Linked DNA regions of Mus musculus: region 1 is linked to region 2. The links are chromatin loops, found by intact Hi-C in ENCODE. Cell type or tissue: left cerebral cortex. All regions are shown on one strand. Links, peaks and the distances in the headings refer to the core of each region. The heading gives the core; the rest is flanking DNA. Region 1 holds the start of Gm41537 (a long non-coding RNA gene). Region 2 holds the start of Lix1 (limb and CNS expressed 1).

Region 1 (16,361 bases), core at 6,335-11,334, 96 kb after region 2:
GGAATGAATGTCCCCCCTCAAAACTCTGGGCTCCAGAGCCGCTCTGTGTCATCTATTCCTGGACCTGCTACAGTGAATGCCTGTTGCTCACTCCCCTCTCCTGACTTAACTCAGCCTGTACACAAACCTTGCAATTAAGCTAAAGAGAACTAAACTCTTCAAAAAGGTATAGTAGCAAAACAAAATAGGGAAAGTTTTTTAAGGTTTATTGGGAGCTCTTAGTCTCCTTTGTACCATCAGCCACTAAGGGCAGGGTTTAGGCAGTTCATCAGCAATTGGCCATTTTTTTTTCAACACTAAATTTTATTTATTTATTTAGGATGTGTGGTGTGCCACAGTGTGAGTGAAGGTCATGAGTTTCTCACTGGCCTGGACTTCTCTAAACAGGGTATGCTTGCTGACCTCTGAGTGCCAGGAATCTACATGTCCCTGCCTCCTCAGAACTGGGATTATAAACATGTGGCACCAGGCTCTGCATTTTTTCATCTGGATTCTGGGATCCAGTTCTAGTCCTGTTGTTGAAAGGCAAGCACTTTATTGAGTAGAAATTTCCCCAGCCCAAATAGTCAATTTTCTAAACAAAAATTAGGTAGAAAGTACTGATATATTAACATTAGACATTATGTTACCCGCATTACTATTAAAAGCAGTAATAGTACTGGTCTAGGAGTATAATTCAGGGTACAGCTTATAGTCAGTATGCATGAGGCCCTGGATTCAAGCTCAAACAATAACAAGAAGAGGAAGGACGCCACAGTGTCCTCATTGCTTGAATACCATCCCTGTGCACAGGCCATTTTTCCCTCAAGGAAGTTCTCACAGAATGGCCTGCATTGCGGACAACCTTTCCCGTATATTGTGATGTGCTGCTGACAGAGAGCCCATCAACACAGCACCTAATTGCTTCCACAGGCAAGCTGCTCCAGCTTGTAGCAGAGCCTTGGGGGAAAGGCTCAGGCCTTTTGCCTTAAATTCCCTTCAGCATCCCTTTACAAATATGGTCAAGTGTAAGCCAAATCCTTGGCCCTGCCTATGTGAAGGCACTTTCTTCCCTTCGGCCAAAATTGCCAACCTTAATGGGTTCCAGCTGTTGCATGGTTGGTTGCCTGCTCAGTCAGCCTGCAGAGTGTCCTGGCATATCAAAGGGCTCCTATCAGGCCCGTGTCCCGTCCCCCCCCCGCCCCCCCCCGCCTTCCCCCCCCCCCCCCTTACAAAAGGCGAAGCCACCTTTGAACATGTGGTCCTACCCAGTGGCTGAGCATTGCCTCCAAGGGAAGGGAAATGGCTTCCTTCCGCTGCATAGGATCATCTGAGAGCTGCGGAGCTCAGGTTACTGGATCACTCCGGAGGCCAGCACCGGAAAGCAGAGCTAGATCAATTAAGGCGCCGGTTTGAGCAGTGCAAGCTGGACTCAGAGGACTTGGAGACAGTGAGAATTTTTTTGTCTGTAAATCTCTGAAGCTCTTGGGAACTTTTAGACGCCAACATATTATGAGGTGAAAATCCTGTGGACATTTGGGCTGCACTGAGAAACGGTCAGCATTAGATATTTGTGGTATGAAAAACTAACGTTTACATGGAGGGAGGAGACAGGGCAAACATCGAATTCTGTGCACACATTACGTCTAGTTTCTCAGCAGTATTGCCTTGTTGTAGTAACTGAGATTCATATACACCCCACTCCCACCTCTAACCCCTGTGTGGAGTATGACGTGAATCAGTGGACTTTGGTCTTTCCAGGCTTAACTGACACGTTAACTCTAAGATATCACCTAACTTTTAGAAAACAGATATTCAAACATTTTTATGCCAGGAAATCTCTCTATGTCTCTGTGTCTCTCTCTGTGTCTCTCTGTTTGTCTGTCTGTCTCTCTCTCACACACTTCTTCAGTTTACTAAATTATCTTAAGTTTCAAAATGAAAGAAGAAATATGTATGTTAACACTTGCCAAGGGTAAAGATTTTCAAGCTAAGCCATTTAGTCTGAGTGCCCAAAACTTTGTGCGCTCCTTGGACGGCGGAATACTAGGTTTGACCTGCACAGGGCTTTCACGAAGTACCGGGGTTAGAAACTGAAATTCAAAAGAGAGGCCACTGTTTTGGAAACTGGCCAGCAGAGGTAGTAGCTTTAAACCAGGAGCTGCCACAGGACTGAGAGTGCAGCTTTCACAGGAAGGGACCCAACTCTTGATCTGTTGCTGCCTTGAGAGACTACAGCTCCTCAGGTTGCACTGCAGCCGCCATGACACTCCACAGACGAGCAGCTCCTGGCCTTCAGGATGGCGTGTGAACTGTAGTTTTGTGTTAAGATGCACTGCTCCAGCTAAGATTTATTAATTTCTCCCAAACCAAATTAACATGAATGTGTTGAAGCAAAGGACTTGGACATCCAGAGGATGGTGGAGGAAGGATGTGATTAAAAATAGTAAATTTCTTATTAAGTGAATAAGTTACACAACACCACTTTATAACTAATGTGTGTTGCAAGGACTGGGAAGTGTGTATAAGTAAAAGAGATTTCTAAAAGGAATCCTCAGAACCATCATTCTGTGCACTTCTCTTTTGGAGCCTGATTAAAAATAAAAGTTTCCCCCGGAGGTCTGCTTTAAAAGTAGTAATGAACTAATGTGCTAAGGTAGTTAGTACTAGTCCACAAACGCTTTCTCTCCAGTTAAAAGAGTTTATATGTATTTGTAGAACATTTCCTTAAAGGGACAATGTGACCATCATTTTGAAGAATTATTTGTAGGGGCAGGAATTTCAAGCACTCAACAGAAAGATCCGGAGGAGCTCTGAACCAAGGATTGCCTGTAGATACCTCTTAAATAGCGTGGCTCCTGTCTCAGTCTAACGTTAGCCTATCCTTAGTCTACACAACTGACTCCCAGCTGAAGCCATTTATGCCAGCATTTAAGAACCAATTCAATTCCTCATATGCAAAACAATTCAAGATCCTCAGGCAGCTTGACAAATAATAACTACTTATTTTGGATACATATAGTACTTCATAATCCTTTGTAAATGTTGGTCTCAGCACTTGGTTTTAAACTTATTTGTTTGCTTCTCTGTTCTCTGTCTTCTCGCTCTCTTTCTTCCCACCAGCTTGTGGTTTGGTTAAATTCCCCCAAAGGCCATGTGCCTGGAAGGGAGAGGACCATTTAGGAGAAGGGATCTCTTGAAAGGAAGTTAGGTTATTGGGGACATGTTCTTAAAAGTATACCGAGGACTCTGGTCTCTGCCTTTCTTTTGCTTTCAGGCTGGCGTGAAATCAGCAGCCACCTCTGGTTTGAATTCCTACAGTGATGATCTGCTTCAACCATAGTCCTAAAGCTACACAGTCTTGAAACTGTGAGTGAAATCTCTGCAAACCTGAGCTAAAACAAAATCTTTTCTTCTTAAGTTGTTTATCTTAGGTATTCTGTCTGAGTGATGGAAACATTTAAAAGTTTTAGCAGATACCTTGGGCCATTACAGATCTTGAGACAATCAGCCTTAAGTATCTACCAGTGGTCAGAATTTTCTTGGAAACTCAGTCAGCCTTGCATGATTTTCTCCTGAAAAACCCAATTTAGTACGCATCCCCCTATCTAACCGAACACATGAAGGTATACCTCTTACTCCTCACTCTTCAGGGCCACGTGTTGTTACCTCATGTTTCTTAGCTAAGCCAGGTCATAGTTTAGTACCTGCAATAGCACATCGATGTCAGGGTGAGAACTGTCCTTCACTCTGCAGGGTCTGTTATTCTGTCTTAGTCCATTAGTTTAGAACTACATTTCTATCTTCTCTAATATCTGTAGCTATGAAGTGAATACCCGAGCCTCCTGAATAAAAATAGCTCACAGTCATGACTTACCTTCTGCAGGAATAGCCCACATTGCTGATTTCCTAGTGCATCCTGTCTCATCTCTGGCTAGACCTCCTTGACGTGGGCTTTTGGCTATATTGTTTCTTCTAGCAAGGCCAGCTTCTACCTTATGCATAGCTCTTTAGGATTACCCCCAGTCTAAATTACAAGATACACTCTAGTGCATCCTTTCCCCCTCTCTGCTTCTTAATCCTAGAAACAGCCAGCAATGTCTTGCCCTGAAGGACAACCGGTACAGCATGAACTACCACAGAAGAGAGTGAGAGGGCATTTGTTTTACCTGTTTTGCTGCCTGTGAAGTGATGCTCTTTCATTTCATGCTTCTTCCATGTTAGGATGAAGGGCTTCGAATACATCCTACATGTGTTCAGTATCTTTGTAACCATCTGCTTTACATTCCTTTCTTCTAGGGTTTTCCACTTGAGCTTGAGCTTGTGTGACTCTATGACTAGCCTGACATGCATAGATTGAAAATTAACAAGAAAAGGCCTGCTGGTCTTATTTGGTTTCCACAAAATGGTTCCATTCATGGGCATAGTAAATATTAATTCTACCCTCTAATGTTCTTGAACACAGCATTGTTTTTCTGAAACATAGAACTGCTGCAGATTTGTTAAGAAGTGAGCTATCACAACGAAGCTGAAAGGAATTGTTTTTAATCTTCTCTTTTAGATTTTTTTTGAGATTGTAATTATATTTTCCCTTCTCCTTTCTCCCTCTAAACTGTCCCATATATGCCTCGCCTACTCTTTTTCAAATTCATGGCATCCTTTTTATTAATTGCTATTACATGGGCATATGCATATGCATATACACATATATTCCTAAATATAAACTTCTCCATCTGCATAATGTTGTTCATATGTATGTTTTCAGGGCTGACTATTTGGTATTGGCTAACAATTGATGTGCTTAATTTCTCTTACTCTCAGCATTCCTTGGTTGCCTGTAGTTCTTTGTGTAGGGTTGAAGTCTCATGGGCTTTCCGCCATCCACTTTGGCATGTCTACTGGGGTCATCCTTGCTCAGCTCATGTTTAGGTAGTCATGTTGACAAGACTTTATGGATGTAGCTTTTTTTTTTTGTTTTTTTTTTTTTTGTTTTTTTTTTTTAAAGATTTATTTTATTAATATATGAGTACACTGTAGCTGTCTTCAGACACTCCAGAAGAGGGAGTCAGATCTTGTTGCGGATGGTTGTGAGCCACCATGTGGTTGCTGGGATTTGAACTTTGGACCTTTGGAAGAGCAGTCGGGTGCTCTTACCCACTGAGCCATCTCACCAGCCCTGGATGTAGCTTTGATATTACTAGCAGACACATCTCACAGCGATTTCTCTGGTCCTCTGTTTTTTACAATCATTCTGTCCCCTCCTCTGCAGTGTCACCCAAGCCTTAGGTCTAGGAGTGTTTTGCAAATGACTGCATTGGACTGGAGAAAGAAATTTTTTCTTAAGCAAGTACAATAAGATTGTAGTCTTTTCCTGAGCATTACTTTTAGCCTTGGATAAAACAGATAACATAATCTGGTCTTTGTTTATCCTGTAAAATAGGGAATTGGGTAGAGATTTAAGCTACCTCCAAAGTCAAATCAAACATAAAAATTGAGCCGTTGAATTTAGGCAAAAGGCTAAGGAGCGATTACAGTAAACAATCTGGGAGTCTGGGAATCATATCACAACAGTTGTAATCATATCAGCTGCTGAATGTAGTCCATCAAGGTCTGCTAAGCACTCTGTATTGAAAGCCCTATGAGGTGGTGTCTCAGAGCTGAGAAAACTGCAGTAAAGACCACAGTGCCCCACCACTTGCCACATGACCACAGTGTTTATTTTAATTTTTAAGTGTCTTTGATAATAAAATTTAAAACTTCAAGTAAGTATTGTATAGAGAAATTGAAAAAAAAATCTCCACAGTATTTCTTTTCCTTAGTTCCTTAGTGTTCCTGGGGCTTGCCCCTCAGGAATTCATGGCCATTTTTTTTTTCACATTTAACTTTTTGAAGATGCTTCCATTGAAAGTGATAGTTTGCTGCAGACCCTCTGGGCCCCTTTGTCTGCGTGGAATGGGTCTCTAGTCGCAGGTGGGCAAAGTGTTGGATGGAATGACAGACAGATGCACACAGGAGAGGTTGTGTAGAATCTGAATGTAATTTGTCAAATCGAGCACCAAACTTTTTATACAGAAGAAAATAGGGAAGTTGGGTGACACACCCGCAAGGTACAAAGAGGTTACTGGATTCTTACACAAAACAGAGGAATACAAACACAGAAGGTCTAACAGGAACCACCTGGGATAGAATTCATTGTTAACAACTGGGATCAAAAAGAGCTCCACTTAAGATTTACTTAATCTTAGAAGCTAGGGTCAAGGGCTTTGTGCCCTTGCCATAGTTCCTATTTTAGTCTATTGTATAGTCCACCTTCCTCCTAGGCCATTGTAAATATGTGTGTATGGGTGTAACTCAGCTATCTATAGTTCTAAGTATCTATTTTGGTTCCTCTTTAGGTCTCAAACCTCTTTCTTCCTAGAAGATGGTAAATTCCTGTGTAGGGCAGTGACTTAGCTTTTATTCAAAGTGATAGTGTAATACCAGAGGCAATTCTGAATGTCACTGAATAGGCAACATTCTTACTGAATTCCAAGCCCATGGTCAGCTCAAGGACTTTCTAGGACGTTGGAACACTGGTGAAGGCTTAGCTATGTCAGAATTCAATCTTAAAAGGCACTTATAATAAGATACTACTAAAAGAGAGCACGTGGATCCATACACCAGACTAATGAGGGAATGGGGTTTGAGTATATGAGTTAAAGAGAATGCCAGGCTCCAGGAGGTGAGTTTCCGTGAAACTCTCTGCCTCGTGAGTGGCTTCCAGGCCTCTCCGCCTGTCAAGCTGACTCGACCGGAGTGCATGGCAATAGTTCAAGGGAGTGGGGCTCATAAAATCTCTCCTAGAAACACTCACAGTTACTGGGTTTCAGAGTTCAGATCTTTACCCAGTGAAGCAGTAAAGTTAGATCTTATTGATAACAAATATCATCAGCCCTTCAAAGAAAATCTAGTTCCTCGTGATTAACTGAAAATAGTTCTTTTTGTTTTCATTGGTTCTACCAACCCTCCACAGTCATCTTGACACAAGCTAGAGTTATCTGGGAAGAGGAACCTCAATTGAGAAGATGTTTCCATTAGATTAACTGGAGGCACTATGAATGGTGCCATCTCTGGACATTGGTTCTGAGTTGTATAAGAAAGCAGGCTGAGTGTCCCTTTTTCTCCACATCCTCGACAGCATCTGCTGTCACCTGAATTTTTGATCTTATCCATTCTGACTGGTGTGAGGTGGAATCTCAGGGTTGTTTTGATTTGCATTTCCCTGATGATTAAGGATGTTGAACATTTTTTCATGTGCTTCTCAGCCATTCGGTATTCCTCAGTTGAGAATTCTTTGTTTAGCTCTGTACCCCATTTTTAATTGGGGTTATTTGATTTTTTTGGAGTCTATCTTCTTGAGTTATATATATATATATATATATATATATATATACTGGATATTAGTCCCCTATCTGATTTAGGATTGGTAAAGATCCTTTCCTAATCTGTTGGTGGTCTTTTTGACACTCCTCCATTGTTGGTGGGATTGCAAGCTGGTACAACCACTCTGGAAATCAGTCTGGCAGTTCCTCAGAAAATTGGACATAGTACTACCAGAAGATCCAGCAATTCCTCTCCTGGGCATTTACCCAGAAGATGTTCCAACTGGTAATAAGGGCACACGCTCCTCCCATTGATGGCAGACTAGGATGGCCTAGTCCGCCATCAATGGGAGGAGAGGCCCTTGGTCTTGTGAAGATCACATGCCCCAATACAGGGGAATGCCAGGGCCAGGAAGCAGGAGTGGGTGGGTTGGGGGACAGGGCGGGGGGAGGGTATAGGGGGCTTTGGGGATAACATTTGAAATGTAAATGAAGAAAGTATCTAATAAAAAAGGAAAAGAAGTTATAAAAGAAAGAAAGAAAGAAAGAAAGAAAGAAAGGAAGGAAGGAAGAAAGAAAGAAAGAAAGAAAGAAAGAAAGAAAGAAAGAAAAGGAAAAGTCATAGAAAAGAAAGAAGTCCTGAGGGGTCAATGTAATTCTCTTTTCTGAGGCATCATTTTGGGATTGACAGGAACTCGATTTTTCTTTCTTGCCTCACAGAAACAATCCAACTCTGACACTGTGGGGAAAGAATATGTAATTACAGAAAGAAAAAAAAAAAGAAATCACCTGAAAGCAGTTGGGATAAAAAAAAAAAAGAAAGAAAGAAAGAAAGGAAGGAAGAAAGAAAGAAAGCAGGCTGAGCAAGTATAGGAGAGCAAGGCAGTAAGCAACACTCCTTCGTGGTTTTTGCTTCAGTTCCTGCCTCCAGGTTCCTGCTCTGAGTTTCTGCCTTGACTTCCCTCACTGAGAGCCACCAGATAAAATAACCCCTTCCTCTCCAACTTGCTTTTGGTCTTGGTCTTTATTACAGCAATAGAAACCTAAGGCCATTTCTAATGTTAATTCCACATGAATCTTATTCCACATGAATCTTTTGAATTTTATTCCTCACTAAAATAAAACACAACATTAAAAAATATATCAATCTAAGTGGTTACAGTATGAGCCTATAAACACAGATCCTGGAAAACCCTTAAAATGCAACAAAATGTTTATAGGTCTATCTCTGTATTTCTCCAGAAAGTCTCAAATGGACCTATGGTCCAAAAGATACCAATACCTATTGATTTAGATATAATTGTTATGGAAAGAATTCTCTGAAGCCAGTATTTCTCTACTTCTTGCCACCTATAAATTCTCACATTTGAGAACTTGCCATGAATGGTGATAGTGATATTTACATATCATTTGAATTATCTCTGGACTTAGTTAAAGATGAAAAACATTAGGAATTTGTATTGAGACAGGTCTGGAAAAGGTTGACTCCAGCTGGCTGCATCTGAAATTGGTTAGTGCTTTTTTTTTTTTTCCTTTGTTGCCAAGCAACACTACTTGGCATTAGTAATAACTTCCTGGAGCTTTGAGCTCCTTTCTCGGTGTTAGGAATTGCAGTAAAGCTCTGTAGCATGTGATTATATTCAACTTTTCTAATTATACTCACAGATAAATTGTGCATATTACTTTTGCATTTGTAGCAAAGAACCATGGGTTTCAGTGGTACATTCATAAAATCCTTAAATTTCTATCTGCTTCTGAGGATATTGTGGTTTCAGTGGGACCAACAGGAAAATCCAAGGTAATCTCCTTGTTTTCAGGTCAGCAGATTAACAGCCTTAATTCCATCTGCAAACTCAATTCTGCTTTGCTATGTTAGGTAAGAAAGTAACAGTTTCTGGGATAAGCACGTGCATATCTTTAGGGAACTGTTTGCTTATCACAGAGTAGTGCCAAATCTCAGTCAGAAATAGAAATGAGAAGGCTCAGTGGCGCAGCATGTACTTAGGATGTCTGAAGCCCTGAGTCCAATCTCCAGCTCCAGGAAAGGAAAAAGAGTCGAGCCCAAAATCTACCTACATAAAATAGCAAAGTGACACAGTTTGGCTCCTTCCCTGTGAACATTTATGTGCATAATTGATTTTGGAGTATCTGACAAACTGGTTTAGCAGGAAGAACTACTGTTGTGCCAGGAAATGTTAGTGTACCCCAAAAGACCACGAAGGTGCCGATTCCGATGCGATCGCATTAGGGTCTTTTTATTCAAGCTCTGAGCTTGGGATCCCAGCCAACCTTGACATAGCAGGGAAGTGGATCCTTGAGCCTAGCTTTAGGCAAGCATTTATAGAGGCACACATCTGATTGGGGGGGGGGGTGTCATTATGGCCTTTAACATAATTGGCTGGTGCTGGGGGCCAAACCATAAACTTAGCTTCTGTTTTCCTCCTGCTTGGCGGCTTAAGAGCCACCAAGTGTGGCTGTTAAGTGAAGTGAAGTGTCAGGGGCAGGCTTGTAACCCGAAGGTACAGACTTGTTGGGGAATAACCTGGAAACTGGTGCTAGACTCAAGTCTTGTTTGGGGTGGGGGTGGGAGTATAACCCAGAAACTGGTGCTAGGTACCAGTCTATTACTTAACTCCAGTTCAACCTTAAGTAGTCAGGTTCTCTAAGATGAAGTATGGACCCAAAAGGTTTGGTCTCTCACTACTACCTAGGAATGCACTTTTTTCCTGAAAAGAGGTATAGAAATTTCCGTTTATATGTATCCTGTGACACTATGAAAATAACACTTACATTTATTGGGTTGTAAGCACTAAATAAAAGAATAGGGGAGAGCCAGTTTGCAGGCAACTCATGTCTAGTATGTCCTTTAGTGGAGGGGCTGGCATGGCAATGAAGGGAAAGAACTGTGTGGCCATCGCTGTAGACAAGCGTTTTAGGATCCAGGCCCAGATGGTGATCACAGACTTCCAGAAGATCTTTCCATGGGTGACAGGCTCTTCTACATAGGCCTGGCCGGCCTGGCCACTGACGTCCAGACAGTTGCCCAGTGACTCAAGTTCCGATTGAACCTGTATGAGTTGAAGGAGGTTGGCAGATCAAGCATGAGATGAACATGGTGGTCAACCTCTTGTATGAGAAACAGTTTGGTCCCTACTACACAGAGCCTGTCGTTGCTGGCTTGGACCTGAAGCCCTTCATTTGCTCTCTGGACCTCATTGGCTGGCCCATGGTGACCGATGACTTCTTAGTCAGTGTTGTCTGCTCAGAACAAATGTATGGAATGTGTAAATCTCTCTGGGAGCCTGACATGGATCCAGAACACCTGTTTGAAACTATTTCTCAGGCCATGCTGAATGCTGTGGACTCGGATGCTGTATCAGGCCTGGGTGTTATTGGCCATATCATTGAAAAAGACAAGATCACTACCAGGACGCTGAAGGCCCAGATGGACTAACCTATGCTCTGGATGGACTAACCTGTGCTCTGGTCCCGTCTCCCTTTTTGTTGTTTTTCTTTTTAATAAAATCACCTTTCTTTCAAAAAAGAAAAAAAGGAGAGGGGTCACCAAAGATAACTCAGCGATTAAAGGCATCTGTGGCTAAGTCTGAGGACCTGAGAGCAATCCTTGGTATCCATATCATGGAAAGAAGAAACTGACTCCTGCAAATTGTCCTCTGACTTCTACACACATTTAACAAAATAAAACAGAAATAAAAGGAAAGAAAAAGATTAGAAAAATACTCCATATAGTGTAGGCAAATAACTATGAAATGGTCGTTACGGCTAAGTATGTTTCTTTGTATTTTGAGCTGGGAGGTAAAACAAATTTTAAAAAAATCAAAATTCTATTAGTTAATCTGTTTTATAGTTTCATGCCAGTCAATACAACTTCCTTTTCTTTCTTTGTTTCTTTCCCCACTTTTCTCCCTCTGTTGGCTTCCTTTCCCCCAGGCAATAATTTGAATGTTTAACTTGTCATCTGTTTTATTATGTGTGTGCTCTGGCATCTTCAAAACATGGTTTTTTGTTGTTGTTTTGTTTTGGGTTGAGGTTTCTTTCTTCCTTCCTTCCTTCCTTCCTTCCTTCCTTTCTTTCTTTCTTTCTTTCTTTCTTTCTTTCTTTCTTTCTTTCTTTCTTTCTTTCTTTCTTTTGGTTTTTGGTTTGTTTTTGAGACAGGGTTTCTCTGTGTATTTCTGGCTATCCTGGAACTTACTTTGTAGATGAGGCTAGCCTTGAACACAGAGACCCACTTGTTCTGCCTCCTGAGTGCTGGGATTAAAGACATGAGCCACCACCACCTGGCACAAAAGTGTTTTTTTTTAATCATTTGTAAAAATTATGCAAATTAAAAGACAATATGTGTACATCTTCACTGCTGAAGAGCAACCCATGACAGTATCTGACATAATTCTAGTCTGCCTTTCTCTAGGTCAGACTAAAAAAGGTTTGAAAAAAGGTGGTTCAGTAGGCACACCTAGACTTCCTTAGGGAACTCTTTCTCATCCATACTGACTACCTAATTATGCTGTTCTCACCCATTAAGATACACAGCCATCTCTGTTCCGAAGCAGGTCCCACCCAGGAGGGCACTAGTTGACATGTGCTACAGAGTATAAGCCATAGGTAAGAGTTCTTTATGCACTGATTCAAAAGGGTGTGAAACTTTCAAGTCATATTTCCTGAGCATTCTATTATCTAAATAGAGAAATTATTTTTTATTAAGACATGGCATGATTATAAAGAATAAAGACCCACTCAATGAAAAATGAGGCTTATTCGAAGGGCAATAGGTATTGGGAAAAGTGAGAAGTACCCTCAGGCCTTAAAGGTCTCCCTAGTCTACAAGGTTTCCGGGCACTAAGACAATGTTCAATACGCTTTTGTACAAGTGGGCAAATGAGTAGGTAGATGAAGGGATAGAGAAGCATCAGAAACCAAGGTAGATGGTCCGGCTGGCTCTAACGTTGCCCTTGTAAGCTTACAGTTCTGCTTGCACGCATCAGCTCTATGTGCCTATTTCTGATAGATGTAGACGGCTGTTGTATTGTGGTTCTTCTACTCAATGATTGACTTGTCCATTGGCCTGTGATGGAGTTCCTGGAATGTGGGGCTTTTAAAGCTGACGTAAGGAAGGTCTCAGGTAAAACAGCATTCTTTTCATGCATTGCCTCAAGGTACCTTATAAATTAACTCCATAAGTTTATACTCTATAGTCCCCTTGAATTAAGTGTCATGACATTAATATCACGACACAATATTTAGTGAACTTCATTGGGTCATCACAAATTTGCTGGTTTCCCCCACACCTGGATTTTAGGTCTGCTGTAATCAGTCTTTACTGAGGCAGACACAAACCCCACCCACAATTCAGTGAATCATAATCTACAGACATAACCTAGCATATTATTCAGAGGTTCCCAACAAAGGCGATTGTTCACAATCAGGGGAAAGGGATAAGGAAAATAGTGAGATTGCTGGGTGTCCTGAGATGACCCTCGCTGACTCCTCGTCTATCTTCATTTGTCTCCCTTTATGAATCTACCTTTATTTCCATGTATTTGATCACAATAAGCATCAGGTATTTATATTTTTTCCTAATGGAGAAGTGGTATGTGGATCTTTGTGCATACTTAATAATGGTTAATCTTTCTTTCTTTCTTTCTTTCTTTCTTTCTTTCTTTCTTTCTTTCTTTCTCTCTCTCTCTTTCTCTCTCTCTTTCTCTCTCTCTCCCTCCCTCCCTCCCTCCCTCTCCCTCTCCCCCTCCCTCCCTCCCTCCCTCCCTCCCTCCCTCCCTCCCTCCCTCTCTCCCTCCCTCCCTTCCTCCCTCCGTCTCTCTTTCTCTCTTTCTCTCTTTCTCTTTCTTCTCTCTCTCTTTCTCTCTTTCTCTTTCTTCTTTCTCTCTTTCTCTCTTTCTCTTTCTCTCTTTCTCTCTTTCTCTCTTTCTCTCTTTCTCTCTTTCTCTCTCTCTCTCTCTCTCTCTCTCTCTTTCTTTCTTTCTTTCTTTCTTTCTTTCTTTCTTTCTTTCTTTCTGAGACAGGGTTTCTCTGTGTAGCCCTGGCTGCCCTGGAACTCACTCTGTAGACCAGGCTGGCCTTGAACTCAGAGACCCACCTGTCTCTGCCTCCCAAGTGCTTGAATAAAGATGGTTAATCTTGATTGTCAACTATAAGAGACCTAGAATCTGAAGATAATCTTCCTGACACACCTCTGAAGAATTATCTAGGTTAGCTTCTAGGCATGCATGTAGTGGTATTATCTCATTTAAGATAATTGTAGCAGGAAAACTCATTCAATGTGGGTGGACCATTCCTTTAGATGGGATTCTGAACTACATATAAAGAGAGCTAAGAACAAAAGTTCATTGCTCTGTGCATATTGATTGTTGATGTATTATGATCTGTTGCTTTAAGTTAATGCTTCCTTTATTTCCCTCACCACAGTGGACTGCACCCTTAAACTGTGAACTAAAATAAATGCTTTCTCCCTTGCACTGTGTTTGACAAGATATTTTATTACAGCAACAGGAAAAGAAAATAAGACAGCACAAAATGTTCTTTCAGGGAAATTCTGACTCAGTACAATTTTCCTAGCATTTTCCTAATTGTAACTATGTTGATGTTTTTGCTGATAGTGTAAAATCACTGGTAGATAAAGCTACATGTGCTTTAGAATTAGTTAGTGACACCAAAACATTCTCGTAGTCATTTTATTTTTCAAAAACATGTGGTAATAGTAAAGGTCTGCATATTTTAAATGTTCTGCATAGTGGACCACAAAGTACTTACAATGTACTTATTTCTATTCATTTTTGAAGCAGATGGTTATATAATGGCAAATTACTTGCACAATTAAGATGTGAGCCGAACTAGTGAAGGAACACCATTGCTAATGAAAGGAAATAAAACTTGAGACATGTGATTCATGTAATTTATGTCAAATATCCCAAAGAGTTGTTTGTGAGCTTTGAAACCTGGGGCTGAGAACATAGCAGAACAGGCCAGGACATGCCCGGGCAGGCCCGTCGTTACATGTCCTGACTGGCCTAGTGCCTCCCTATCTCCCGCCCTTCTGACAGTCTGTTAATGTTTAAATGGACCAATCATGTGAAACCGCGCCAATTCCTCCACCAGCCCCACCCCTTTTCTATAAAAACCCCTAGCTTCCAAGCGTCGGGGTCAAAACCACTGTCTCCTGTGTGAGATATGTTTCGAACCGGAGCTCCGCCATTATGGCTCCACCATGTGGTCAACACCTCTGTCTCCTGTGGGAGATACATGTCGGCCCAGAGCTCCGTCATTAAACTACCTCATGCTTTTACATCAAGATGGTCCTCTGTTCGTGATTCCTGGGTGCGCGCCAAATCGAGAATTGAGTGGAGGTTTCCCCACTAGGTTCTTTCATTTGGAGGTCCCACCGAGATCTGCGTGACACCCAGGAACCCCGAAAGACCCCTTGGAGGTACGTTTGTTTGTGTGTGTCTTACATGTTGTCTGTTGTCTAAGTGTGGCACCACTGAATTTGTGTCTTGGTTTTTCAGTTCTGAGATTGTGAATTTGTGTCTTGGTTTGTAAATCTGTGTCTCGGTTTGTGAATTTGTTTGTGCCTTGGTTTTCCAGTTACGAGATCGTGGGTTCGAGTCCCACCTCGTGCCTTGGTTTTAGGGTTGCGAGATCGTGGGTTCGAGTCCCACCTCGTGCCTTGGTTTTAGGGTTATGAGATCGTGGGTTCAAGTCCCACCTCGTGCCTTGGTTTTCTGGTTACGAGATCGTGGGTTTGAGTCCCACCTCCTGCCTTGGTTTTAGGGTTGCGAGATCGTGGGTTCGAGTCCCACCTCGTGCCTTGGTTTTAGGGTTATGAGATTGTGGGTTCGAGTCCCACCTCGTGCCTTGGTTTTAGGGTTGCGAGATTGTGGGTTCAAGTCCCACCTCGTGCCTTGGTTTTAGGGTTACAAGATCGTAGGTTCAAGTCCCACCTCGTGCCTTGGTTTTAGGGTTGTGAGATCGTGGGTTCGAGTCCCACCTCCTGCCTTGGTTTTAGGGTTATGAGATCGTGGGTTCGAGTCCCACCTCGTGCCTTGGTTTTAGGGTTGCGAGATTGTGGGTTCAAGTCCCACCTCGTGCCTTGGTTTTAGGGTTACAAGATCGTAGGTTCAAGTCCCACCTCGTGCCTTGGTTTTAGGGTGGTGAGATCGTGGGTTCGAGTCCCACCTCCTGCCTTGGTTTTAGGGTTATGAGATCGTGGGTTCGAGTCCCACCTCGTGCCTTGGTTTTAGGGTTGCGAGATTGTGGGTTCAAGTCCCACCTCGTGCCTTGGTTTTAGGGTTACAAGATCGTAGGTTCAAGTCCCACCTCGTGCCTTGGTTTTAGGGTTGCGAGATCGTGGGTTCGAGTCCCACCTCCTGCCTTGGTTTTAGGGTTATGAGATCGTGGGTTCGAGTCCCACCTCGTGCCTTGGTTTTAGGGTTGCGAGATTGTGGGTTCAAGTCCCACCTCGTGCCTTGGTTTTAGGGTTACAAGATCGTAGGTTCAAGTCCCACCTCGTGCCTTGGTTTTAGGGTTGCGAGATCGTGGGTTCGAGTCCCACCTCCTGCCTTGGTTTTAGGGTTGCGAGATTGTGGGTTCAAGTCCCACCTCGTGCCTTGGTTTTAGGGTTACAAGATCGTAGGTACAAGTCCCACCTCGTGCCTTGGTTTTAGGGTTGCGAGATCGTGGGTTCGAGTCCCACCTCGTGCCTTGGTTTTAGGGTTGCGAGATCGTGGGTTCGAGTCCCACCTCGTGCCTTGGTTTTAGGGTTACGAGATCGTGGGTTCGAGTCCCACCTCGTGCCTTGGTTTTAGGGTTGCGAGATCGTGGGTTCGAGTCCCACCTCGTGCCTTGGTTTCACATCTGGCAGAGTGAGGAACAAGTGTGCTTAGATACTGGTGTCTTTTATTTTCTGTTGCTGTCTTGTTTTTGTGTTGCTGTCTTGTTTTTGTTTGTGGTTTTCGTCATAGGACAGACTGTGTGTGTAGTGCCGACTGC
Region 2 (16,361 bases), core at 5,120-10,119:
CTGATCTATTCAACATGCAGCTGGCTTTGAACTCCAGAACCATAGAATATTTAGAGGGTATTAATCATAGGGTGAGTGCAACTTAAAATAACTATTCTTTTTCGTCGCGTACTTGGTAAAATTTCTGACAAATAGCTACCCAATTAATATCTCTGCTGCTATCTCCAAGTTTAGCAGCCACCTCCAGGATAGGCAGAAGCCCATTATCCATGTCCTCTGTACCTCAGAATGTAGAGCATTAAGCTACATCTTAATTTGCCATTGGTTTGCAATATGTAATATTGTCTTAGCACAACTGAATTAACACCGTTGGAGGTTAAAAGTCAGTATCTAGCCAGGCGTGGTGGCGCACGCCTTTAATCCCAGCACTTGGGAGGCAGAGGCAGGCAGATTTCTGAGTTCGAGGCCAGCCTGGTCTACAGAGTGAGTTCCAGGACAGCCCGGGCTACACAGAGAAACCCTGTCTCGAAAAAACCAAAAAAAAAAAAAAAAAGTATCTAGAGGACCTCAGAGCTGTGTGATAACCAGGAGTATGGGGATAGTTCCAAAGCCCAGGAACTTAAAAAACTAGCGTCCTTAAGTCTTTTACCTCAATATTGTAAAGTATAGATAGTAATACCATTAAAACATGTTAAATTGTTTAAAATTAGACAGAGGAAGGAGTTGGTTCGTAGGTTAAAATGCTAGCTGTTCAAGCATGAGGACCTAAATGTCAATCCTTAGCACCCTTGTATAGGAGAAGGCAAGCACTGTTGCGTGTCTGTGAATCAGTGCTGCCGTGCTGAGGATTCAGAAGGAGGTAAGTCTCTGGTTCAGGCGGGCCAGCCAGGTTAGCCAAAACAGCAAGCTTCCATTTCACCAAGAGGAGCTCTCAGTAAGGTGAAAGGCAACAAAGGAAGACAGTGTTGACCTTTAGCTTACAACACACACACACACACACACACACACACACACACATTACATAACAAATTAGTATCAATGCACTTTCTTAAGTATACATCATAATACAAATTTGTTGCTTGACATGAGTATCATAATATATGCCTCCCCCCCCTTTTTTTAATAAAAGAAAGTGACTATTTAAACACTACTATAATTCTATGTAACCTCGATTAAGAGGTAAAAAAAATTATGTTATTCCTAGATCTGTTTTCCAAAACCTTGGTAGTGTAAAGCTACCAGGGGAAAGTACATGGGTTTTTAAGATAATAATTTGTAGTTGGCACATCATCTCAGACAAATTATGAGTAAGCTGACCAACCTTAGGAGAAAAAGCCTGGTACCAAACTGATGCAGATGAACAACGAGTGCAAGGAAGTGTTCCTGGGGAAAGTACTCTGTGGGAGAGGGATTTGGTTAAATAGACAGACTGAGAAAGACAGGATGTAAAAGAGGAAGTCATGCAGAAAATTTGGGAGACAGAAGTGTAGTGTGATTTGCTGTAATCAAAAGAGAGCAAGTCACAGATGACTTCAGTGGAATGGGGACAATACTGCATAAGGGAAAAGCAGCTTGGTTTTGAGCAGCACAGTTACTTGATTTTAGAGATTATAGGTGGGACTCAGGGATACTTGTCAATGTTAAAATGATTTGAAAGGAATTTGGACTGAAATTTACACGGCAGAAACATTGTGGAACAGGGCCTATTCTATCGTACTAGAGTTACCGAGATTCACTATAACCTCATTTTAATTGTAGCTGTAAGCAAACAGCTTTAAATGTCAACTCTCTAGCCTCAAGTCACAGAATGAGTAAGGTTGGGAAAGCATTGATGACAAGATGGAGCTGATGAAGTGATAGCAAAGTGAATCACAGGACAGCCGCATTGGGGTGCATGGAGTGTGTACCTGATTGGGGTCTCTGTAGAGTCACTGGGCACTGCACCTATCTTACCTTACAGGCACTAAGAATTGCTAAGGAGACAGTTCACCTAACCAGATTTTGGGGTCTATCCTGCCATACCTAACATTTTAAGAAACACAGTCTTTCTTTCCTTTACATGTTCAAGAAAATCCATCTCAATAGATAAATTCTCTCTGAGCACATTCTTGGAGTTTGTGGATGAGGGACACACTGTCCTTGAGCTCAAGGCTACCCAAGTATTTTTTTAAGAGGAGTAGAAGACTTTGCGGTTTTGTACTTTGGGCGTTCTCTGATTTACAACTTGTAGGAAAATGGGGCTCCTTTGTGTGCTGTTTCCTATCCTTCAAGCAAATTTTGAAAAGGCATAGTTCTTTGTCAGCAGAATGCTTGCTAAGTGCAGTCCTCTGATCGTGACAGCCTAGGAAGCACGTGGAAATTATAATTTACAGTGTGAAATGGAAGGGCATGAGGCTTTTATCTTAATGTAAGCATATCCATAAGTAGCCGGAACTGAATTAAGTGTCTGCTGCTGATGCAACCTTTACAGGAAACCTCATCTAAAATAGATGAAGCTGTGAAATGACTGGTTGCTGGAACCTTGTATCATCAGCTAATCTCATACTTAAATCATTTGTTTGTAACCAATAAACATTTCCACTTTGTTTTAAGCTGATACTTTTTCTTCTAGTCTCTCTGTGTCTCTTTTCTACCTCTCTCTCTCTCTCCCCATATATATATGTATGTATATATATATATATATGTGTGTGTGTGTGTGTGATTTATTAATTATTTTTTGCAAAATTTAAGTGTTCTGCACAACCATACCCCCCAGAAATATGACTTTTAAAAATGGTGTCTCAGCCCCCAGCACACTCTGTAGAAGACCCATCCTCTTCATTTGAGGAGTGACTCAAACAATGCCGGAGTTCAGTAGCCTCTCCACAGACAAATCTCAGTATGCAGCTGTCTCTTATAAAAGCCTTTATCCAAACACCACATTGGTCTCCTCCCAACAGACAATAAGCTCTGAGCTGTACATTCACTTCTTTTAATTATTAAAGTGGATGCTTAAAAGCCACTTATTCTCTTTTCTAGCTTCTTTCTATCTGAGGTGACGCTAAACATCAACAACATCAACTTCTGAGTCTCCTTTCTCCTCCCACCCTTCCTGGGCAATAGTACTGATCAGTGACTTTGACCTCTTTTGCCAGTTCCTCATTTCGCCTGTCCAGTTCACCCTGCCCATCTTCATTGGACTCTGTCTGTCAGTGCCTGTAAACTCTTTGTCTTAACACTTTAACTCCATACCTCTGCTTCCTCTTGATTTCCTCTGTCTTGTCATAGACTTTAGCATCAAGGGAAGTGAGTCATTATTTCAAAGAGGATATGTTCTCAGCTCTCCCTCAGGGTCCCCCTTCCCTCCTTTCCTGTCATCTGATTCACTAGGAGTAAAATATGTCAGTGGTCACTGAGATGGCTCACTGAGCAAAGGTGCTTGGTGTACAAGCCTGGCTGCCGTGGTTGGATCAGCAAAACCCCGGTAAGGGACAGACTCAGCTCCCCAAAGCTTCTTTGGTCCTCACATGCACTCCAAGGCATGGAAAGTGCACCTCACTTTACCAGTTACTCTCACACACAATAGGAATAATATTTTTTAAAAAGAGTGTATGTTAGTTGAGGCTACTATGACTACAGCCCTATCCTTTAAAGCTGCCTTGACAAGGTTGGCCACCTTCTCCAGAGTATAGCACGCTGTTGGCATGAGGAGAAGTTTTCTTTTTCATTTTTAACTAATGGTGACACTTTGGTACACTCTGTGGTTTCTAAATTCCAATTGGTAGCCCCCATACCATTCTTATAAACGTATAGTGAGTTGCTATTTTGCAATAAGCATGCTACTGGGAAATGAGCAAAGCTCTTTTCGTGTGTTCCATACATCCCTCTGGAAGCTGGGAATGCGCGTCCTCTTTCACTGACGGCACCCTCTTAGGTGCCAAGTTTCCAAAGGATGAGCATGTCAGTTGGATACCATTTCTCATCCTTTAAATTAGTACTCTCACAGTGTTAGAAGATCATTTTCTGTACTGTAGTCTATTATCTCATTTCCATATAGATATTTATATATTTGATTTTTTTCAAGACAGGGTTTCTCTGTGTAGCCCTGGCCATTCTAGAACACACTTTGTACACCAGGCTGGCCCCGAACTCAGAGATCTGCCTGCCTCTGCCTCCCAAGTGCTGGGATTAAAGGCATGTAACACCACCACCCAGTAGACCCAAGAAATGTTTATGGATATTTAAAGAATATGTAAGCAGAGGCTTAGAAAGACTTAATTGAAAGATTGAACTTAATGGTGAAACAATGCTAATTGTGATGTTGTGTAATCTGTCTTTATTGTTTTCATTTATTAAATGAGAATCATAAAAGGCTATGAAATCATAAATTTGCTCTGAAGGTCTTGTGAAGATACTCATAGTTTTCTTTCAAATTCCTTTGTGGCTTTGGCAGTGAACATCTTTGAATTTATCATATTGATATTGGTTATGTTTACTACAAATGAATGGTTAGGTTGAATGGGACTAGAAGCGACTTTCTAAATATCAGTCTAGCATTTATGAAATGAATCTGTGACTTTCTACATGTCTAGAAACTCTGTGCTCATATTTGTGTTTAACCACAGAATCATGGGCTTTAGAACTTAAAGGGAACATTCAGATTCGCTCCCTGGTTTTATGGATGAAAATTGTAAACTCAAAGATGAATGGCTTGTCACGGTTAGATGACAAAAATATAATCCTAGGCCTTATTAAACCCACACTTATTGTTCCTCCTACCACGCTATTTTTAAGATTAGAAATTGAGTCTCAAGTGATGGCTGCTTTTCCAGAGTATCCAGGTTTAAGTCCCAGCATCCACAGACACCAGGTACATATGTGATACAGATACATATGCAGGCAAAACACCAGTACACATAAAGTAAAACAAAATGTGTTAGACAATTATTACATTCAATTTTAATTTACAGGAAAAGCCCATTCACTGATCAGACTTCAGGCATCAATCATTTTCTGTTTCCTATTATGAGTATCACTCTTTTGAAAAAATTGAAAAATAACTTTGTTATTTGTCCTGGCTCTATAATGAGAACATTGTCTTGGTTTCTAATACTATGTTACTCTCAAAGCACTTACATAGGTACTATGTGTCTAATCTCTTGTGTAACAGAATTTTTTGTCATCCACCAGTCATCCAGATTATTTTTGAAACTAAGAACCTCTTTTCACAAAATAAAAAAAAATGAATTTAAAATTCTTGGATGCCGGGCACTTGGGAGGCAGAGGCAGGTGGATTTCTGAGTTCGAGGCCAGCCTGGTCTACAAAGTGAGTTCCAGGACAGCCAGGGCTACACAGAGAAACCCTGTCTCGAAAAACAAACAAACAAATAAATAAAATAAAATTCTTAGACTACAGACAGTAACTTTTTTCTGGCCTGAAGTTATTGCTCAATGATAGATAAATTGCCAAGCCTGTACAAGTCTCTGGGTTTGGTCTTCAGCAACACACACACACACAAACACACATGTGAGCATTCATGCCTGCTGCTCACAATTTGATGCAAGGCATATATAGCATACTTTGTGACCCAAAGTAAGTCTCTTCACATGAGGTTCAAGCATATATATGAACTATAAATAGATCTATGTATCATTTCATTTTGTCTATGTGACAATCCTGAATTTCTTCTCTGGGTGGCCTAAATTTCCTGTGGGTATTTGTCAAGGAATAATCATTATAATAGCATTTATTATCACTGCTACTTTTTCCTTCTCTGTTTTTTATTAAGCCCACCCTTCTACAACTAGCTGAAGAAATTGATCACATGAAAGACATTCTATTTATATAGTCTTTAAAGAATTAGTTTCACAATAATGGAATGTGAAGATTGGAAGGAACATGAGACAACAATCTGTGAGTTCTGTGTAAAAAAAAAAAAAAAACTTCAAATGAAGCAGCAAAGTCCTTCACAGCGCCTCAACAACAAGAGCATACAGCTAGTAAAGTTGGTTCGTTTGTTTCTGATATTACATATTCCTGAAGTGTGATATGTGATCACATGACATGTTTGTCTCTTGTCAAAGTGTTATTTTACACATGTGTACGGATCTGTAGAGATAGGAAAGAGTCTCATTTGCTGAGTTCTTTTAATAACTTTCTATTAAACTTTTCTTTTAAAGGTATTGCTTTTTGCTCTTAGTCGATAGAAATTCTTGTCACTGTTGTTGCTGCTGTTGTTTTTGGTGTTGCTGGTGGTGGTGGTGGGCTGGTGGTGTGGTGGTGGTAGTTGTAGTGTCTGTAGTCTATGCAGGTGTGTATGTAAGAGCATTCCAGAGAATGATAGTAGATAGCTTCTATCACTCTCCACCTTAGTTTTTGAAACAGCATCTTTCAGAGAATATGAAGCTACCCATTTTTGCCAAATTGACTGGTAGACATGTCCTGGGAGCCACCTGTCTCAGCTTCCGGACCCTAATGTTACCTGTACATGCAGCCATGTATATGCAACCATGTCCTGCTTTCACTTACATGCCAGGAATTTGAACTAAGTTCTCTTGCTTTCACAAGAGTCCTGACACCCTGAGCCATTTCTCCAGATCTCACCATTAAATTTTTAACAGAATAAATTATGAGAGAATGATATCAGGATTAATTAAAGTCAATCTTGGGAACGATTTGTCTTGGAGGGTAACAGAAAAAGAAATATGGTCAGGCAAAGTATAAAAGAGTTCACTAGGGATTGCTTGCTACTGCTCACCAGAAGTGACTGTCATTGCAGGGAGGATTCTGATTTCAGAAATAATGCATTATCTCACTCTAATCGTAATCTTTATAGTTCCTCTTTCCCAAAGGGGAATTTAGATTGTTGGTTGTAGTGGTTATTCAATGATGGCAGTCCCAAGCCTTCCCCTTGTAATTTAGGAACCTGCAGGACGATGCCTTCTTGAGTACCTATTCCGGGGGCAGCACATTTAAAGAAGGAAGGCTGAAAGAAATGCCCAAATGGGAAGGCAGCACAGCATCCAGGCAAAATCTGGTTGGAGAAGAAATCTGTTCTCATGATGACTGAGCTTCCCCAGCCTGCCTGTAGGTGGGTGTGTTTAACAGAACGAAGCCATGGGAACCAGCCTGTCAGCCAGCCTTTCAGGCTAATTAGCTCAGCATACAACAAAGATAAGTGAGCCTGAGAGGAGGGCCCTGAGGGTCTTTAGATTCTGGGAAATGTCTGATTGGCAGATGTTAAAAGGGATTCTTTAGTAATCCACTGCATCAATGAGCTGCACAAATTCAGTCCAGAGCTGCAAGAATTCAGGCATGAGGAGACTGTGCAGGAGGCTTGCACAGGCAGACTCGAGATGGACAGAACCTTGGAATCTCTGAGGCACATCATTGCCCAAGCCTTGCCTCACAGAGACCCGGCTTTGGTCTTCAAAGACTGTAAGTACTGAAGGAAAAAAAAAAAAAAAAACCTTTTTTCCCCCCCTGACTTTTTAGAAAATAGTCCTAAGTGTCTAGTCACATCTTGTTTAACTACGATTTCTGCTAGATCTTTGTAGTCGTGTTCTGTGGGCTAAGCAATATTTAAATTGTTCCCGACTTCAGCCAGGAGAAGGCTTTCCTTTTACCTACGCCCACAAGACTCTGGGCTGTTTTGCCAAGACAGTACTGTGTAGATGACTTTTTCTAAAGTCTAAAACCTGCCAAGTCTTAATGATCTTTTCCAGATGCTTTTTAAATAAAACAAAGCTGAGTGGAACTCAATGAAAACTAAAAATAACTTGGAAATGATAATTAAAAAATGCACTGCTCGTTGTTCATCTATTTAATCTTTCACACCATAACTAGACACATTAAATCAGGTATTGTTTTATCTAAAAGTATTGTAGCAAACAAAATTTAATTTTAACCACTGAGCTCCTAAATTTTAATAGCAAATTATAATGCCAATAAAATGTGATGCCTTCTAACTTCAGCCTCATTCCCGACATCCCCACCCCCACCCCCACATGGCATGGCAAAGTTATTTTTAAATCTTTTTCTAAAATGATTATGAAAAATAATTCAGCCAATCTTTACAATTCCAGCAATACTATTAAACCATTTGTCATATAAGTTCGCTTCTGGAACCAATTTGATTTCTCGCTGCTGCAAAACAGACTATCTTCATAGTGTATCTTATCTACAGTGGGTGTCAGATTACAAAGGGCTTCTGGAATAGAATTGCTCTTTGGATCTGCCCAAAAGGTGAAAATGCATATGGAATGTTTTTAGCCTGCAATACGTTACAGCTTCCTTTCTTGTGACTCTAGTGATGTGTGTCTCCATCAAAGTATCAGTGGTTTGGATTCTGCTTTCTGATTAGTGAATAATGCCCCTTTCCAGATGTCCCTGAAGCTTGTATTTCTCATATGTGTGATGAAAAAAAAGCAGAGAGAGAAAGAGAGAGAGAGAGACAGAGAGAGAAAGAAATGTCTGGCCTCTTTATTCTATAAAACTTCCCTCTTAGAAATTAAATTGTAACCAATCTGTCCTCTAAGGCATAAAATGAAAGCTACTTTCTTTCTCAGTTTAAAAAAAAAAATGTTGCCTTCAAGCATTTGTCAATAGCTATGTTAGAAATAATAAAAGTCACTCCATCTTCAAGCTTAGCCTGGCGTCTATTCTGGCTTGCTATGTTTCTCCCAGTGAAAGAGAAGGAAAGAATGTCTTTCTCCTTCAATGCATTCAAATCTTAGTGAAGGGTGAAAGGCTTTGGCATGTCCAAAGCTTTGGATAAATTGTAAGAACTTAGACCTAGAATTTGGAGAGCAGAAGAAATAAAAGGAAATGGAAAGAAAAGTTCAAATATGACGTTGTATGGTCCAGTTCTTAAGCTGAACTAATTTCTTCCAATTGCATACAGTTTAGAAGAGAAACTATGAGTTGTTAAAGGGACAATGTCTGTCACCAAAATTTTTGCAAGAACGCTATTTATTTTTTGCTGTTGTTTTCTTCTGAGACCCTTGTAAGCCACACAGAATGTTTTTTTTCCCATATGGAAAAACTGTGTCACATTTCATATATTTCGTTCATTAACAACAAAAATCCCAACATTAGTATGTGTCATTGTGGACTTACTCTGGAATGAACCACTTGCTCTGCCGCTGCTCTGTCCAGTGAGTGTGAATACGAGAATGTTAGATCCTTTCCTTTCCAGCTTTTCTAACCTGGAAATACAATGACTGAATGATATAAGCTAAAGGGCAAATGTCTACCAATCTTAGAAATGGGTTTGCTTTCTGAGTCAGGACATCAGATGTCTGCTTGAGGATCAAGCCATACACTGCCAACTGTGGGTGCTACACATGTCAGCCTGGCTCATGAACTTTGTTACTTTGGCACGAATTTAAATTGCTGCCACGGCCCTCCTGCTGGCAACCTAAAAAGCTGCCACCAGCCTTAATGGCAGTTCTTAAAAGTCTTCTTCCTGTCCTCCTAGCCCATTCAAGGCTCCTCCCCTGCCGCCACCCACCTAGTCTCTGCCAGGAGGAACACATAAAAAGAATTGCTTCCTTGCTTTCCTGGAAGATGAAAAGGGACTTAGAGAAATTATAAAACACAACTCAAGTGAACAAAGGAGCATAAAAAAGAAACTGCCGCCTGTTTCTAAACTTCTCTTCTGTGAATGCAAAGTGGGGTTTCCTTTACTCTTTAGACACACAGTACAGAGAGCAAAAATTGGCCTCCTGAGACATTCATCGCCCTCGGTTGGCTTTTGATTTGCTTACAAACAAGCAACAGTGGGTAAATTTTCTCTTCAAGTTGATTAGGAAAAGCACTCTAAGAGTTTTCTGGTCTGAGGCAGAACCATGTGGGAACGGTTACATTCGCTTAAGGAAGTAATGTTGAATTCATGGCTCAGCCTTCAGATGGCATTTTACAGTATGTCCAGTCTGTTATAGTTTAGATAAGTTGTTCATCTACAATAACTGTGTTTTTAATGGTATTATTTTCTTTTTTTTCTTTTTTTCTTTTTTTTAAAAGGAAAGAAATCCCACAGCATTTTTCTTTACTTCCTAGTGGACATTCAAATGAAAGAAGTTTGGGATGAGGTGGGCTCCCAGTATGAACTTTGCTTCTGAAGGCTGCATGAAGCTGATCTCCACAACAGGAGCATCTCTGCCACAGGCAGCACTGGATAGCTCCACGGGGCCAAGCAGAGTGTGTGTGCAGAGAGATTATGGCATATGTCCATGCTGCCTTCCACTCTGAGCTCTCTGCCATCCAGTTTCATTCTGTGGGTCATGAGTCACAAGCAAGGGTGAGCTGTCTTAAGAGCAGCCCCTGTCCTCTTTTGTGGAGCATGCACTTGCTATTTGTTTGCTACTGTTTGACCATGCCAAGGGGTTTTCTCAAAAGAAACTATTGCATGATTTCAAGATGGCTGTAGAGCAGATCTTAACCCAGGCACTAATTTTTCCCATTACCAAAGGATAAGGTAGTTACCTATCTAATCTGTAGAGTGTTTCTTCATTCATTTTATAGAAACTAGGATGATAAATTCTTATTGTATGACAGATTCTATGCCAGAAACATTTATTCTTCATAGTAAGCCAGTAAATATAGATAGTTCTGTGTGTACTGTTGCTATAAGTGAAGGAATAGAAGCAAATTGACCAAGTCCCACCATAGTCGGGGTTGAAGGCTAGACACAAATGCTGTCTTCCAACCCTTTACCTTTAGTCACTCACTGCATGACACTGCTTCTTAGAGCTGCCAGTTACCATATTATCAGGGCTGTAAGCGAAAGCAGAGAATGGAGAGAAATGAGCTTTTCTGAGAGGTGGGAGAGCCTAATAAGTAGTTGTCACTGAACAGAGTATGACAGAAGTGTAGAGGTGGGGGCATTTTTAGAGGAGAAGAAACCACTTTGCCAAAGGCCAGGGAGCACAGATTGAATGGGAGCTGACTAGGAGAAGCAGGTTCAATCTTGCTGACACCCAGGTACTGGATTTAGGTATGACCTTAAACTATGCAGGAGTTTATGGCTTTATGTGTCCTGGGACAAAGCCTAGATGGCATCTGCTGGAGGTATGTGTACTGATAGCAATACTAGGAAGAACTGTAGCTTTTATCAGTAGGAAACCAACTGGTCAAATCAGGAAAGGTGTAAGGTTAGTAAATGGTAAATATGTCTCTGGGAAGAAGTTACTTGCACGAACTGAAAACCAAATCAAAACAACTTTATCCAAAAGATAGTTTAGAAGCTATCTCGATTGTCATTTCAGCTTCAAGAGTTAGCGGGTGAAGGGTTAGCTTTATAAAGTTACATGTTAGATTTCACTGATTTTTTTTTTCCACACTATGATGAAAAAGCAAGATGGCGTCTTTGCTAAATGTAGCTCAGTTAGATGCAAATTTCTCACATATTTGAGGTGCATTGACTTTTTTTATTTGAAAAACATTTCTCTGCATGGAAGGTTTTATGTATATCAGATAGGTGAATACTTAACTTCAAAGAGCACATTTCTACCCTTTAGAAAACTCAGACCAGACTACAAGGCTATTAAAAACAGCTTAGTAATCATGAATCTGGCAGTGTATAGCCTGGGAGAAGAAAAATTCTCTCCAGGAAAGTATTTTTTTTTCTGCCCCATTCTCTTTAGTGTAGTTACTTGAAATCTATAAATTTGATGATACATTTATAGTTTTCACATTCACAGAGGGGGTGGATGTAAGAAATGTAAAAATCCCTGCACACGCTGCTACAGTGTATTCCACCATATAAACTGCCCTTGAAGGAACTCCATTTTAGTTCAGAATTCCATCTTAATTGCAATAGAGTAAATGTTGATACTTTTAGTATTAAACTAGAAACGCATGTTTTATGGAAGCCTGCTCAAATGCCAATTTTATTTTATTTATAACAGGACACAGTGACTTTTATTTGAATTTAGACTGATAAAATGCAAACTTCAGCTCAGCTATTAGCGGTATAAAGGATGTTCTCTTTATCTTTTATCAGCAAATGCTCATTTGACAGTTTAAATATTGAAAGACAGCCTAAGGAGAAAATATTTCAAAGTCTTTTAAAGAGGGGAGTAACTTAAGTAACTCACTCACTTAAAGGCCATATCTGTTTTAATACCTTTTCCCTCATATATAAATACATTTAAAAGGTCAAAATAAAATATGATAGACTCTTATCCCATGAAGCCTTTTCATAGGCTGCTGCCCATCTCACCAGAGGGGTTTTTTTTTTTAATTTTATTTTATCCAACAGTTGAGATTTGTTAGCTTGAACTCAATTTTAACAACTTCTGAAACTCATGTGCTAAGTTACAGCCTGTAATAGGATACAGCTGCCCAAGGGTGAGGTTCTAAGTTATGATCTTTCTGTTTAAATGATATGGTTTTACTGATTACGTGCTACAGATTGATTTAAGAAATGTTAGACAACTTTAGAAGCCTTTCATAATGGAATTTTTATTTAATATATTTCATATTCAAGTTTTAACCCCAAAGGCTTTTATTTCTTTTCCTCCATGTTCAAATGCCCATGTCAGTTTAGTCTGAAGAGGTATTTAAAACAATTCCATTTTAAAAGAAAAAGAATCCTATTGAAAGTTAAGAGAGGAGACAGTGACTCATCCTGCAGTTCTCCCCATTGTCTCTCGGAGTCAATGGAATGTTATGGCTTTAATCGTTGGTTGGCTTTATTTTTGTCCTCTAATGCGGTGATAATCAGTTGATCCCTACTTCGATTTCATCCTGTTGAGCAGCTGTGAGAACCCATCACTAACCCACCCCTCTGTTGGTATTTGTGGCCTATGCTTGTCCATCTGCATTTCTTCACCATGCTTCTCAACTACCTGTTATAATTTCCCCAGCGTGGTTTTGTCCATAACTTAGTTGTAAATCTCAGGGCAGAGACAGACTTTGTATTTTTGTCACATGGCAGAAGCGTTCTACAGTTCCAAGTACCTGGAAGGTATATGGCAGACATGTTTAAACTATTAATTGGCTAATTTTTCTCCCCTGTGAAAGGGGAGGAGTTTTCCCACCACCAAGTATTCTCCTTAATGATGAAATAAACGTCTCAGCTCTATTCTAAGCCTTCCTCAGTTGGCACAATTGTCAGAGAATAACTACATTTAGGAATAAGTTAACATAAAAATAGGTGTGGGGTGGGGGAAACATGAAAGAAGCAACCTTATAGACAAAAAGCCACTTCAGGCAATTCAGCCAGGAAGCTGCCTCAGGCTAGCCTCCAGCCAGGAAGCTGCCTCAGACTAGCCTCCAGCCAGGAAGCTGCCTCAGGCTAGCCTCCGGAAACACTCCACAGTATCAGAATTCATCCCTACAATCATCCTGAGTATGACTCCAGTTAAGGGTCACTAGGACATTCTTCTATAGCCCAATTCTACCTGCGTCTTACACACTGGCCCTGTAGCAGATACTAAAAAGCATTCTTTAAATCATTATTTCCAGGGAAATACATTATATACCTAAGACCGTATTTTTACAGATTTGACCATTTTTATAAAACTAAATTGTGTGAAGAAATAGCTTCAGCTAGTTATGTCACAATAGCACTCCCTCCAGGGGTCCGACATACAGTGCAATGTCAGTGCCCAGTAGAGCGTGGGGGAAGATAAATACCCCTGGTTGGTAAATAGGTCACATCTACACAGATTTTTAAATGGGATGACATCATCTGGCCCATGCTACAATGTAAAACCCACATGTGAACTCTACCATGCAGCAGCAGCTGCTGCTGCTGTTTAAGTGTGATACATACAGTTTAATTGGCCTTTGCAGTTTCCTTTTGTTCCTCCATACTTCTCTCTTCTCCCTGTGTCCGTGCAGTTATATATGAAACATAAATGCTATTTAACTTTTCTCATAAAAGAATTTACACTTCTGCCTTTTTAAATTCTAAAGGTGAAAAGTAATGCCTGCCCCCAGTGGGGGAAAAAAAAAAGAAAGATATGACTTTTAATTATTTTGTAGACCCTCCAGAAAGGTTAACTATGTAAAACAACTGAAAGGATTTCCATTCCTTCAGAGAAATGTTTGGGGTAAGGGATGGAAGTGGAAAAAAAAAAAAAAAAAGGAAAGAAAAAGCAAACAAAAGCCAACCAGCCTTCCAGCTGCTGAAGGAGCTGGGGCACAACCCTTGAAGAGTGCCCCTGCCGGGAACAGAGAGGACTCCAGCTGCCTGCCCACTGGGCCAGAGCGCTGCCTTAAAAGAACTTTTGCATAAAAGGAAAAGAGGCCAAGGCTCCCCTTTTGCTGCAGGACACAGGGCCAGTGTCCACAAGAGTTGAGTGTCCTGGCCAAAGCCAAAGCTAGGGATCATTGAAAATGCCTGGGCAGCTGGCATGGCTGATCAGTTTCTGGAACACAGCCAGGCTCAGCACAAGATCCAGAGGGGCCCCATTTTTCAACCTATTGTGCATGCATTATAAATTAATATATCATGAGTTTGCCTTTTACGTTAAGAGTTCTTTTCCTGTTTTTCCTTAATAAAATTAGAAAAATCACACTAATGAGAACAAGTTGATGGAGTAGTAAAGACTACTTAATGTTATATAAAATGTCACCTCTTAACAGGTTTTTAATTAAAGGTGATATTAAAATATCAAAAACATAAATCCATCTGTTTAAAAGCAGAGAATCAATTTGAAAATATGTTATCTTGAAAGCTGCTTAATGATTTGTAAATGGCAGCCTTTCCAACGTGTCTTAGTTGTTTTTGGCAAGCGATATTTTACTCTGCTAGAAATTTTTATGATATAAGATGAAAGAAATTGGTTCTTTTTCATAGTAGATTTATAACAGACTGTTACAATCCTTTGTATATATGTGTGTGAACAAATGGCCTCTTCTAGGACTTGCATCTTAACTCATTGGACTGGGCCATTGTTGCGATTATAAAAAGATAAAGGGGTATAAGAATATGTTTTATGGGAATGTGGTGAGGTGTGGGGGAAGGGGGTGTCTCAATGGGCCCATGCCAAGGCATCCCTTTCCCCAGAGGTATAGTATAGAATAGAGTTTATTCAGGACCTGGGGAAGGAAGTTAAGAGGGCAGTAGAGGCAGAGAAAGGCAGAAAGAGAGAGGGAATAAAGAGAAGAGAAGAGGAGAGGGGAAGGGAGCAGAGGGGAGGGGAGGGGAGGGGAGGTAGAGGCTGGCCATGACCATGTGGAGAGAGGGGGAAGGGAGGGGCGAAGGGAAAAGACCAAGAGGGCATGAGAGAAGTGAGAGGGAATCAAGAGTAAGAGAGAGAGAAGGGGGCAAGCAGCACCTTTTATAGTGGGTCAAGGCCTACCTGGCTGTTGCCAGGTAACTGTGGGGGTGGAGTCCAGACAGAATACCAACAGTCATGAAATATATTGTTTCTACTTTCTTGAGGCACATGAAGTCACTAAGTATTAATTTAAAATAAAAGTTTTTATTTCTCTTATTCCTGCTTCTCTCCCGTGCCTCTTGCCCCCTTGTCCCCCCCTCTCCCAACTCCCTTCCCCCTCTCTCTCCACATGGTCATGGCCGGCCTCTACTTCTCTACTCTCTCCTTCTCTGTGCCTTTCTCTGCCTCTGCTACGCTCTTAACTCGCCTTCACATGCCCTGAATAAACTCTATTCTATACTAAAAAAAAAAAAAAAATGTTTTAATTTTTTAATGTAAAATGATTTAAGAAATCCTCTGTAGTTTTTGCTAAGAGCAGATCCATTGCCTTTAGAATCAGAAAATGAAAACGTAGGATACTAATATCTCGAGATATTGAGGCATGAAATCTTTCATTCCCTTACTTTCTGGCTATTCTAAATTTTTGACTTAACCAATGAAAGTTCATAAAAGAGCTTGCTCTCTTCAACCTCTGAACTCCTCATGTATTTGGGCAATAAACCACACAATGTATTAATGAGAGAAGTCTCAGACATACAGACTATTTTTAGAGTATTTAATGATAAGGTTTCTAAAACTCTATGAGCTATTAGCTTCAAAGATGCAATATGCAAACATATAATTATGTCTGCCTTCAACATCTCTGATCACAATAGCTAAGGCACCAGTATTAGCATTAGCACGTGTGCATGTGTGGAGCCCGACTCTGAGTATTTTCTTCTCTCTCTCTCTCTTCCTCTCTCTCTCTCTCTCTCTCTCTCTCTCTCTCTCTCTCTCTCTCTCTCTCTCTCTCCCTCCCTCCCTCCCTCCCTCCCTCCCTCCCTGCCCCCCTCACCTGTCTTTTTCTTTCTTTCTGTTGTTGTTGTTGCTGTTCCTGCTGCTGCTGCTGTTTTGCTTTTCATGACAGGGTTTCTCTGTGTCTCTGTGCAACTTTGGCTATCCTGGAATTCACACTGTAGACCAGGCTGGCCTTGAATTCACACAGATCCATCTGCCTCTGCCTCCCAAGTGCTAGGATTAAAGGCGTGTGCTACCACTACCAGGCTGCA

What was found. Hi-C counts contacts between places; a loop is a spot of excess contacts. Peaks named below come from ENCODE experiments on the same cell type or tissue, not always from the same donor. Only the 100,000 strongest peaks of a DNase experiment are listed, where the experiment ranks them.
Region 1: a loop joins it to region 2, with 2.9 times the contacts of the local background. A loop is called at or near these places in 2 of 42 quality-filtered maps.

What each region holds. Positions count from the first base shown.
Region 1 is chr17:17,490,151-17,506,511 of GRCm38, forward strand. Gm41537 (a long non-coding RNA gene) reads left to right here and starts at 1,249. Exons shown (of 3, transcript XR_876645.1): 1 at 1,249-1,429; 2 at 3,257-3,348. It also overlaps the pseudogene Gm5232. In left cerebral cortex, for the core only: no CTCF peak of the experiment used is centred there; DNase peaks (open chromatin) are centred at 8,908 and 9,348; H3K27ac peaks cover 531 bases.
Region 2 is chr17:17,395,670-17,412,030 of GRCm38, forward strand. Lix1 (limb and CNS expressed 1) reads left to right here and starts at 7,017. Exons shown (of 6, transcript NM_025681.2): 1 at 7,017-7,357. The coding sequence starts at 7,276. It overlaps Gm26873 (a long non-coding RNA gene), which reads right to left and starts at 1,024. Exons shown (of 2, transcript XR_003952270.1): 1 at 1-1,024. In left cerebral cortex, for the core only: a CTCF peak has its summit at 7,013; DNase peaks (open chromatin) are centred at 7,015, 7,514 and 9,431; H3K4me3 peaks cover 3,055 bases; H3K27ac peaks cover 2,358 bases.